Linked DNA regions of Homo sapiens: region 2 is linked to region 1. The links are chromatin contacts, found by Hi-C or POLR2A ChIA-PET in ENCODE. All regions are on one chromosome and are shown on one strand. Each heading gives the region's core, a stretch centred on a gene start or an enhancer-like site at or near the end of the contact. The rest is flanking DNA. Distances are from core to core; before and after follow the strand shown. Region 1 overlaps ZNF618 (zinc finger protein 618). Region 2 overlaps ZNF618 (zinc finger protein 618).

What was found. A loop is a pair of places that touch in the nucleus more often than their neighbours do. ChIA-PET counts read pairs that join two places held with the same protein, here RNA polymerase II (POLR2A). Pooled maps may share reads with other maps.
Region 2: a map of aorta shows a loop between it and region 1 (2.3-fold over the local background). The contact joins two enhancer-like sites. A Hi-C loop is called at or near these places in 4 of 168 maps with a recorded cell type or tissue (aorta, ascending aorta, endothelial cell of hepatic sinusoid and 1 more) and 3 of 50 pooled maps. POLR2A ChIA-PET finds 5 or more read pairs at or near these places in 1 of 52 experiments (H1).

What each region holds. Positions count from the first base shown.
Region 1 is chr9:113,911,367-113,916,474 of GRCh38, forward strand. The region is part of intron 1 of ZNF618 (zinc finger protein 618); the gene reads left to right. Among named protein-coding and RNA genes, the nearest start is that of ZNF618, 38 kb to the left of the region's middle. Within about 2 kb of position 2,210, at least 6 of the 41 ENCODE cell types and tissues checked have a DNase peak (open chromatin) inside an H3K27ac peak, as active enhancers do; they include ascending aorta, where a contact is called at or near this core.
Region 2 is chr9:113,989,956-113,995,063 of GRCh38, forward strand. The region is part of intron 3 of ZNF618 (zinc finger protein 618); the gene reads left to right. Among named protein-coding and RNA genes, the nearest start is that of AMBP, 86 kb to the right of the region's middle. Within about 2 kb of position 2,661, at least 13 of the 41 ENCODE cell types and tissues checked have a DNase peak (open chromatin) inside an H3K27ac peak, as active enhancers do; they include ascending aorta, where a contact is called at or near this core.

The sequences.
Region 1 (5,108 bases), core at 960-3,459:
CACCCAGGCTAGAGTACAATGGTGCAATCTCGGCTCACTGCAACCTCTGCCTCCCAGGTTCAAACGATTCTCCTGTCTTAGCCTCCCGAGTAGCTGGGATTACAGGCACCTGCCACGATGCCCAGCTGATTATTGTATTTTTAGTAGAGACGGGGTTTCACCGTGTTATCTAGGATGGTCTCGAGCTCCTGACCTCAGGTGATCCGCCCGCCTTGGCCTCCCAACGTGCTGGGATCATAGGCGTGAGCCACCGTGCCTGGCCGGTATTGTTTTTTCTTTACTAATAGGTGGGATGGATACAAATTCTCTCCTGATTTTTTTAAAAAAGCTCAACATTATAAGATTCCTGTTTCCCAGTGTTATTGCAAGCCTTGAGGGTTTTGACTGCGGGTATTCCATGAGGTGGCTGTACCCTCGACAGCCCAACAGTGGCCTGTTTTGGGGGATGTTTTGCTATTTACAGGTTTTCCTTATTGTAAATATTGCTGAAAAGAATATCTTGTAAGTGAATTCATTTTCATGTTTTAGATTGTTTCTCAGACTTTTCAATCTAGAAGGAGTCTTGTTGATCACCCAGACCACTTCTTTAGTGTTAGCTTGTCCTAGAACGCGAAGGAGGGCCTGAAACACAGATTGCTGGGCCCCACCCCCAGAGATTCTGATTCAGCAGGTGTGGGCGGGGCCTGAGAGTCTTCATTTCTAATAAGCTCTCAGCTGGTGCTGATACTGCCACCGACCACACTTTGTGTGGCAGGAGCCAGCCTCTGCTTCAAGGGAAGTTGAGGCTAAGGAGATTGGAGGAATGGTGAGGAGTGGCCATTTCCCAGCCAGACCAGTGAGTGGCTCCCATGCTGGGGCACTGATCCCACTCTTGCTGCCCCTGTCCCCTGAGAACATACAGGAGAAGGCAGCATTCATCTACACAAAGGGATCTCCTCCATTTAAATTTGATTAGGATGGGATTAGGATGGGATTTCAGCAACTCAGGCCTGGCAGATGCAGGCAGCAGACGTGTGCTTAGTGCTGGGATATGGGTGGGGCCAGGGTAAGAGCCAGTTTAGGAAAGAAACTGTCAGAGAATATGGTGAATCATTTTAAATGTGAGTGAGTGACAGTCTTTCTAGGATGCAAGGGGTTAAGCAGGCAGCAGGCACAGCCTCCCCGGAGCCAAAGGGGGAACTCAGGAGTAAGTCGGGACTGCCTAATTAATTCAATTAAACTATTTTATAAGCTCTGCTGGTGTCAGTAAATTGTTAAAGTCTATTAAAAAATCAGTGGAACGTGATGAGGGTTGGGGATGCCACATCACCTTCCTAGAGTTCCTCCCCTCGTCTTCCTCCCCTGTCGTGGGATGCACCAAAGGAGGGATGGGAAGGTGTCAGAGGCCCTGTCTGGTGCTGCCACTGACCTCTGTGGGTGCCAAGACAGATCCCACCCCCCTTGGCCTCATTTTCCCCATCTGTACAGTTAAGTGATGGACCAGCGCTTTAACATCCCTTTAGCAACAGTTACGAGGATTTTCTGATCTCTTCTGGCCTGGGCTGTTTTGTACCAGGGAACCTTGGGCCTTCAAGAAAACCCTCCAAGGTCAGAGGCGGCTGTTACTCCAGACATTCTGCTTGGTCTCTGCTCTTCCTTCACAGCAAGTTCATCTGGACAGTTTCCAGGGGCAGCTGTCAGGGCAAGTGATCTATAAGGGAGGTTCAAACTCTGGAAACGGGAGAGTGAGCAGAGTGGATTTCACCAGGAACCGCTGCCACGTGTAAGAGCTGCTTTCTCTAACGCCTGTGCTGAGTGAAGGGAAGCTGCCCCTAGAATCTCACTCAGTGCCCACCTGCCCACACGCAGGGAGGTGGTATTCCCCCCTTTTACAGATGAGGATACTGAGGCTCACAGGGTTGAAGCGATCTCAGTGTTAACTGGTAAGTGGTAGAGTTGAGATTTGAATTCAGGATTGCTGTCCCTCAAAGTCTGTGCGGTTGACCGCCTTCTTCTGCAGATAGATTTAACATAAAGCTACATCCCCCTGACAAACCCTGCAATGTGCAGCATTGGAGTCACGGGAAAGAAAACACTAGCAATGTTCTTTAGCCAGTATCCAGTTGTGAGGAACCTGCAGGAGGGGGCGACAGCCCTACCCTTGGAGGTATGAAAGCAGTTGCTGGCTGACCACTAAGGCAGGCCTCTTAGAGCCAAGATCCTGCAGCTCTGGGCCCAGCTGTTGCTTCATACTTTTCAGCAGTTTATGCCAGGCTTGGGAACTTGGCAGATATCACTCCTTGGTTCTTGAACACTGCAGTCAGTGTCTATCTTTGGTCAGATCTTGTTTGGCTAAACCAGTAGGGCAGGCAGCAATGGTCTTGAGGGAGGGAGGGTGGGTGCTGTGGAAAGACTGTTGTCTTGGGTTTGAGGGTAGACTTAATGAGCTGTGGATCTTTGGCAAGTCCCTTTCTCTCCTAATCTTAGAAGTTGAGGCTTGTTGCCCTTACTTCTGAAATGTGGCTCAGGCTGTATGCTCCACGGGGACATGGGAGAGGAAGGTGGAGGTGAATTGAGGGCTAGATAAACCTGTGAATGGAACACACTGTGTCTTAGAAATTCACAGTGGCCATTGGGTCTTTAAAGGCTCTGAAAAGTCCTGCAGCAAAGAAAATAGATGAATTTTGTTTATTCAGCCTCCCCCAACCTGGACCACCCTTTCCCCCTCTAAGCACACTTTTTATTTAACATGCTGCTGGCTAATATAAGGAGACATGAACACTGAGTTATTACCCCAGGAGAGAGCTGCTTTTTAAGGCGGTTGCTCCCCCGGTTCTTTCTGTGATGAGAACACCCTTTCTGTAAATGGGATAAATTGGCCCTTAGCAAGGTAGTGTCTAAGTCTTCTAAGTCGGGTTTCCTTAAACCAAAGTCCATGTTTGTTCCAGGATCCCAGAGGCCTGCCAAATTCCAAGAGCCTCTTTTGGTTCCCTCTGGCAGCCAGGCCTTCAAGACGCAGGATATAGGCACCTTGGGGCTCTCCTCACGTGCGCTTCTCTGTAGAGCCATTAATCTCAGAGCCACTAAGCACTGAAGCAGAAGAACCCATTGGGTGGGACTTTAAAGTTGCCTCAGTGTATGCAACAAAATCCCAATCATTCGGAGTTGCCGGTTTATGATTTTGTAAACTGCAGTTGACCTTTCCAAAAGATTTGCTAGGGAAAATGCTAGTGTAAAGAAGATCTTCAGGGGAAGAGCTCTAAGGTGTGTAAGGAATCATTCTATTTTTAAGCCTTTTGAATGCTCCCATTGGAATATAAACACTATGCTAATTATAAAAACATCTTTTCTGTTCCAAACGGGTGTAACAAGATAGAGAGGGCTGGGTAGGGGAAGGGAGGAGTGTTTAAACAGAGGTTGAACCAGAGATCAAACACCATCTGGCCACAATAGTTGCTCATCTTTAAAAATTCTGATGTCCCACCTGTTTTGACAACTTGGATGTAACAGTCAGTAGGAGCGAGCTTGACTGGCCCCCTCATCTTCCCAGCACTGGCCTCCAACCTGACTGGCTCATGAAACTTACCTGCATAGCCCCTGATCCTTTGAAATTTGCACCCCTGTCTAAGAACAGTTTTCTCTAATATTTTAAGGGCACAGTTAGCATAAAATTGCTCATTTTCTCTTCATTTAACTATAGAGGGAAAATCTTCTACCTTACTTAGCAAAACTTTCAAAGATAAACAGTTTTAGCAGCAACTGACCATTATTGAGCACCTACTATGCATCAGGCTTTGTGCAAGGCGCTGGAGTTTGGCCTCCATGTAGCTTGCTGCCTGCTATGGTCGGCATCACTGAGTGCATCTGAGGTTGCTTTCTAGCCACCAGCCAGGTGTCACTCAAAGCTTCTGCCCTGCCTGTCGTATGGTGGACCTCAGCAGAAGATTCTGAAATAGTGGAAGTGGTTCTTGCTGTTGACATCCGCTACTGTCAAAGATGAGATGAAGGACTAGATGAGCCCCTGAGAAGTCAGGCCGTTGGTTCCCTTTGAGCTTTGTGGATGCCAAGGTGAAGGGGTGGAGGAACTGGGGGGAGACTGGTGGCTTGAGGAGGGTCAGGGACACCAGCTGGAGGAGGTGTGCAGGCTTGTGGGTAGTTAATGCTGAGATTGGTAAAGGGGAAAGATAAAGCCATCCGAGACTCTAAGGAAAAGGTAGAAAGATTCTAATTAGCCAAGGCTTTGTATGCAAATGGCATTTCAAGATGCTTAAAAATACCTTTTGAGGGAAGCTGAAAATATTAGGTGGTCTACTTGAGCAGGGAGTATTTGGGGAGTGGTGGGACATAAAAGGTGTGTGTGGGGTTTCTGGGGGAAGGAGGAAAGGAGGGAGGGATAGAGAGAGGTAGATGGATGGACAGATAGACAGACAGACAGATACTAGCTATTCTTGTGGACGACCCTGTAAACCAGGTAGAGAATTTTGCTAACCAAGGAAATGAATAATCCCCATGAGGGCACAGCCTGTGTTTGCTTTATTCATTACTATGTCCTCTGTTCCCAGCAAGGGCTAGACATAGTAGATGCTTATTAAATATTCGTTGAGTGAATGAATAATGATAATTATAGTATTTATCACATTTATCTTTATGGCAGCAGCTATATAAGGAGATAGTATTATCTCTTTGTGCTGACAAAGGTGGGCCATTCTGAGACATGCGCGTGTGTCTGTGTGTGTGTGTGTGTGTGTGTCTGTGTGACTGTGTGTGTGTATTGCAGTGTTGGAGAGAAGGGCAGGAACACCCGAAAGCTTTTTTTGCAACAGCTCTGTGAAATATTGATCAATTTGATTCCATTGTATGACCCAGGGACAATTTTACTAGCAGAAAATATGACCGTGTTATATGGCTGCAATAAAAAATCACAGCCATGAGCTCAGGCCCAGAAAACGAAACAAGCTGATGATGTAGCCTGGACCGGTGGATTCCGCATCTTTCTGCTAGAGTTCATTTGCTGTTTGTGCCTTCGTGGTCCTGATGATAAGGTTACAGGTCTCAGCCAAAAACTTAAGAAGAGCCTAAAACTGATTTCAGTTTGACCCCTCATAAGCTTCTCTTGCAGTTAGGAAATG
Region 2 (5,108 bases), core at 1,411-3,910, 79 kb after region 1:
GACTCCCTACTGTCTCTAGAGTCGAGGCCAGAGCATTAAGAGCCTCCATAACCTGAACCTTCTAGCCCCATTTCTTGCTTCTGGTCTTCCCAGACCTTTCATTCCAGTGTAGTCTGCTCTTCCTGTACTTTGTGTATGCTGTTGCCTCTCCCAGGAATGCCTTCCCCCATTTCCACTTGCCCAAATCCAACCTATCCTTCGAGGCCAACTCCAGTGCCACCTCCTCCCAGAAGACTTCCTTGATCTCTTCTGGTGAGAGTGGGCTGTTTCTACCCTGCTCCTCAGTTGGTGCACTTTCTACTTTCTTTTTAGATTAGAGGGGCCCTGTCTGTGCCTGCCTCTTCCATGAAAGTGGAAACCCCTAGAGATTGGGGCTCCAGGACCTGCCTGATTTATGTCTCCATGTTCCCTGCTTCCACTCTGTAATACCAAACAAAGTATTGGTTTCTGGGAGTGGTAATGTTGACACTGGTGCTGCAGCTGTCAAGGTGGGGCCAGGTTATGCTGCAGTAACAAAAGATCCTGAAAGGTACAAGATATCTTAGTAGCTCAAAACCACAGCAGTTTATTTCTTGTTCACACTACACGTCCATTGTGGGTCAAGAGGGACCTCTGCTCCCCTCTGGTCCCAGACTAAAAGCTGTCATGTAGAATGCTGCCAGCCAAGTGACAGAGGGAAAGCACGCTGTGGAGAGACTTACGCTGGCAATTAACTGCTGCAGCCAGAGAGAGAGGTGTTAATTCCGCTCACAGTCATTGGTTGGAACTAGTCACACGGCCCCACCCAACCTCAAAGAGGCTGGGAAATGCCGTCCTCCCATGTGACAGAATAGGGGTGAACCAGGAATGTTTGGGGAGGCGCAGGAGTGACTTAGGCCAGTGTGGAATGAGAGAGTGAGTCTTTTCAGGGGCCTGCGCTGACGTTTCTCCATCAGTATTCACTCCCTGAGGCCAGGGACTGTGTTAATCACTGGTGGATTTGTTAGTTAATGGAGAAGACCTGCACTTGCTCTCTTTGGTATCTGTGTGTGTTAAGACTCATTAGACCCAGTAGCTGTTTCTGCCCTTCACCAGGAGATGCCCAGGAAAGGATGGTTGAATCTGAATCCTGGGATAGAGCCAGCAGTCTGGATTCAGTGGGGAAAGCTCTGGGCAGCTAGGCCAGGGAAATGCTGGGAATCTTCCTTAGGCCAGCTGCCTGCACAGTGAGAGCCCCAGGACCCGTGAGCCTCATGCCAGCCACCGATGCTGATTCCAGCTGAGCTGCTGCTCAGCAGCAGGGTCCTTGGCCTCACTGTACCTTAGTGTCCTCCTGTGTTACATGAGGCATGGCCCCTGTCCCGGCCACCTCATGGGCGTGGCCATCCAAGGCGGCAGTGGAAGGAAACAGTGTTGCCTGAGGAGAATGAGCTGGGATCCTTGGACTGGGAGTGAATCCAGGCTCCATGACTTAACTGGTGTGCTACCTCAGGCCCTGTCTGTCTCAGTTCTTACAATTATGAAATCATCAGGCTATCTGAGTATTCAATGAGATAATGTATGTGAAGTGCTCAACATTGTGCTTAGTAAACAAGTAGCTAGTATTCTCAGTACTACTAATATTAACAGTATAAAATGCCTCTTCAAGAGGAAGGGATAGTCATTGTTTCTGCTTTTTCCCATCTAAGAAGTAAGCTATTGTGATATATTGAAACGATGGGATGGGGAATAAAGTCGGTGCAGGATAAGGTATTAGAAGACAGGGATTCCAAGTGGGCTTCAGTTTTCTCCCCTGGGAACTGGACTGGGAAACCTGTCTGGACCTTGGTGTTCCTTCTAGTACTGCTTCCCTCCAATTCAGGGACTTTGAGGATCTTGTAATCTGCTTTGGGCAGACCCCTGTGAAAAAGATGTAGAAGCCCCAGTGACAAGGGACGTGTGGAGCTGCCATGGTGTAGCCCTACGGAAGCAGGGCCAGAGTGCTCCCTGCTGTCACGGCAGCTCATCTTGCATGCTGGAAGTCAGGCTTTTCTGCCTAGGGATGGGGGTTTTCTTCCAAGGGTCAGGCTCAGAGGAAGCTGGCTTGGCCTCATCACCAGGAAAGAAAGGCATTTAAAAACAAAATCAGTGTTAGAGTTGAACCTTTTGGACTCCTCTCATCTCAAGATGGCAAGTAGATTTTGTGGGTTAAGTCCAAGCAGTTGCTACTGGCTGTAAGGAGTTCTCTGTTGAGGATTCTAAAGGGTGGCATGATTGATTGTTGGTGTCTGCCCTGGATGTAGAAGTGGGCAGTGGAGCTATGCATGCTGTCAATTTGGTACCCATGACCTCCTTATTTTATAGAGGGGCAGACAAGGCCTGAGGAAAGGATGAGAGTTGCCCAGGGTCACCCAGGAAGTTGGTGACATTTTCTTTCGTGTTATGAAGGGCCTACCACAACACCTACCTCCTACCTGCTTCTGAAAGTGTATGAAGGAGGGAAAGCTCTCCCAGGGACCTGGCTGGGGTGGGGTGCTGGTTAGAGCTTGCTTTTAAGTGAGCCCCTGCTGCAGTGTGCATTCGTTGTCCTGGTCACCGGGCATGGGGGAGTTAACGTGTTCCTGGGGCACTTGGCGGGGAGTGCTGGGTGCTGTGGTGCCCAGGGCCTCCTGAGTACTTCGCTAACCCAGCCTCGCTCCGGGCTCAGAGACGGGCTCTGTTGCTGAGTAGAAGAGTGTTCCTGTTCAGTCACCCAGTGCTGCGCCATGAGGGAGCCTCCCCGAGTCCACACTGGCCCTTTAATAGCCATCAGACAAACAATGTTCCCAGTGACACAAACATCATCCAAGGCACTTCCCGTGGGGGAGCCCGGGTCATGGACACACAGATGGCATTTGGCAGCTTCTCCTGCTGGAGTCAGGAGGGGCATCAGTGCCCAGGAGGCTGGCTGCCAAGTTCGCAATGGTTGCTGCTGCTTCCCTGCTGCCCAGAGAATTCCCTGTGCTGAGAAGGGTGTCTCTCACTCCGAGAAAGAAAGTCACTGCCATTGGAGCTGGTGCAGGGTTTGGGGGCAAGACCAAGAGCTTCCTTTTATAGTAAGAAGAGCAGAGATGATAGATACTAAACTTAATAACTTTGCTGGATAAAAGCAGAAATGAAAGAAAGGAAGTTAACAGACGCCTGCACCCATCTGACAGGCTGCAGGAACAGCTCTGTACAGCAGCCCCAAGAAGGAAGGGCAGACCACACTTGAGGTTTCAGGGGCTCCTCTAGGAGGAGGAGCAAACACAAGGCACTACCATTGCTCCTGCCGTGCCAAGGGCCTCCTGAGGACTTCGCTCACCCAGCCTCGCTCCGGGTTCATGGCAGTCCCATGTTCATGGCAGACACTGCGAATTGATTACTGTACATTGTCCAATGATGCACCTCAGAATCCTTCTCAACACAGTATGCCAAGAGGTCTCTGCCAGTCAGCTAGAATTGAAAAATTAGAAGTGGAAACCTACTTGCCATTCTTCTTGATGAAGATAAGGCAAGTTGGGTTTACAACAGTGAGAGCATCCAGCCCTTAGACTATTTCCTGGCTCTGAGAGATAAGGATGCCCGCATCCCATTATGGTGGTCCAGGTGTACTGTTAAGCAGTGGGTACTCTTTCCTATGCTGTGAAACCACTGGTCCTTAATCCTGAGGTGTTTACTAATGAGGGAGTCCAGGGAGAGCAGTAGGGGCCCAGAGACCCGAGACTTAACTGAGTTTCCTCAGTAGCAGTGCAGGAGACCGTGGAGGGAATGAGTGACCCAGACTTGACCCCTCTTCAGATGAGGGACAGGGACCAACTGGGTTATTCCCCGATAGTGGAGACCTGAAGAGGGGGATAATGGAATCTAAATATTCACAACTTACAGCATTTTGCAAGGTGCGCATGGAGCAGACACATTCCAGGGTGTCCTAGCCAATACGGAGAAGTCTCCAGGAGGGGATTTCAACTCAGTAAAAGGAAGGACTTCGTGTGATCATGGGAACTGTTTGGTAACTGGACATAAGCCTGTGAGGGAGTGAGTTCCCCGTCCTGACATAGGTGATCAGGGAGGGTCACTGGACAAAGTGCAGGAGCGGGAGTCAAGGATGAGATAGATGGGAGACTGGATTCTGCAAGGATGTTTCTAGGCAGCAAGCTTTCAGGACCGAGGTACAGAGGTGTTCTCACACACATAGGGCAGCCCAGAGAGCCAGGAAAAGAGGAGGAAGGAGCTCCAACCAGGAGGCAGCAGCCAGGCTATGGCGCTGGAAGGAGCAGCAGAAGAGCTTGACAGTCATTCAGACACAGCCACGTGGGTTTCAGCCTGTGACAGACCCAGGCAGCGTAGGTGCCAGGTCCTGCTTCATCGTGCCAGCTGATAGTTCGTTTCCTGTTTCAATAGGTTGTTGGCAGGGCCTCACACAAGAGCCTGCCAGAACCAACACTCAGCTCTTTGCTGCAGCCACTCGGAAAGGAGGAGTTCTGGCCACCCTCCCAGGCGCGTCCTGTCTCTGCTACTGACGCTTCCTCTTGGGGTCTGAAGGGTTAGAGGGTCCCTGTTAGAAAGGGCCCTTGGGCTGTAAGTCAAGAGCCCAGGGTTTACCCTACTGTGGGGACTTGAATAAGCCCCTTAACTTCTCTAAGCCACCGTGTCTTGAATGGTCAGTAGGTAGAATAAAAGTCTGCCCCTCTTTCCAGTAGAATTGTTGGGGGCAGAGTGACGTAATAGGTATGGAAGTGTTTTTAACGGGACAAAAAACGTAAAACCAGTACCACTGCTATTAGCTGGAACCTCAGGACATTGATGCCTCTGGGGTTACCTCTAGAGTGACAGGAACCTAAAAGGCCAAGGTTTTCAAACATTTGTTTTTGCTCAATACCTCCTAAAAGAATTTTGAAAACTGTATATTCTTTTTCACATGTTTGAGTTGCCATCTAACATTTTTATCCAAAGTTTAAATCATTGCAAAGGATATAATTTCCAGGATATTGTGTAAAAAAAAAAAAAAGGTGGCATTTTGGAAATAAAACTGTGAACCAATTTTCAAAATGTATCCAAGGGAATCCAAACACTACCACTATTTGATATCCACCATCATCACTTCAAAAACATATGAACAAGCCTATCTT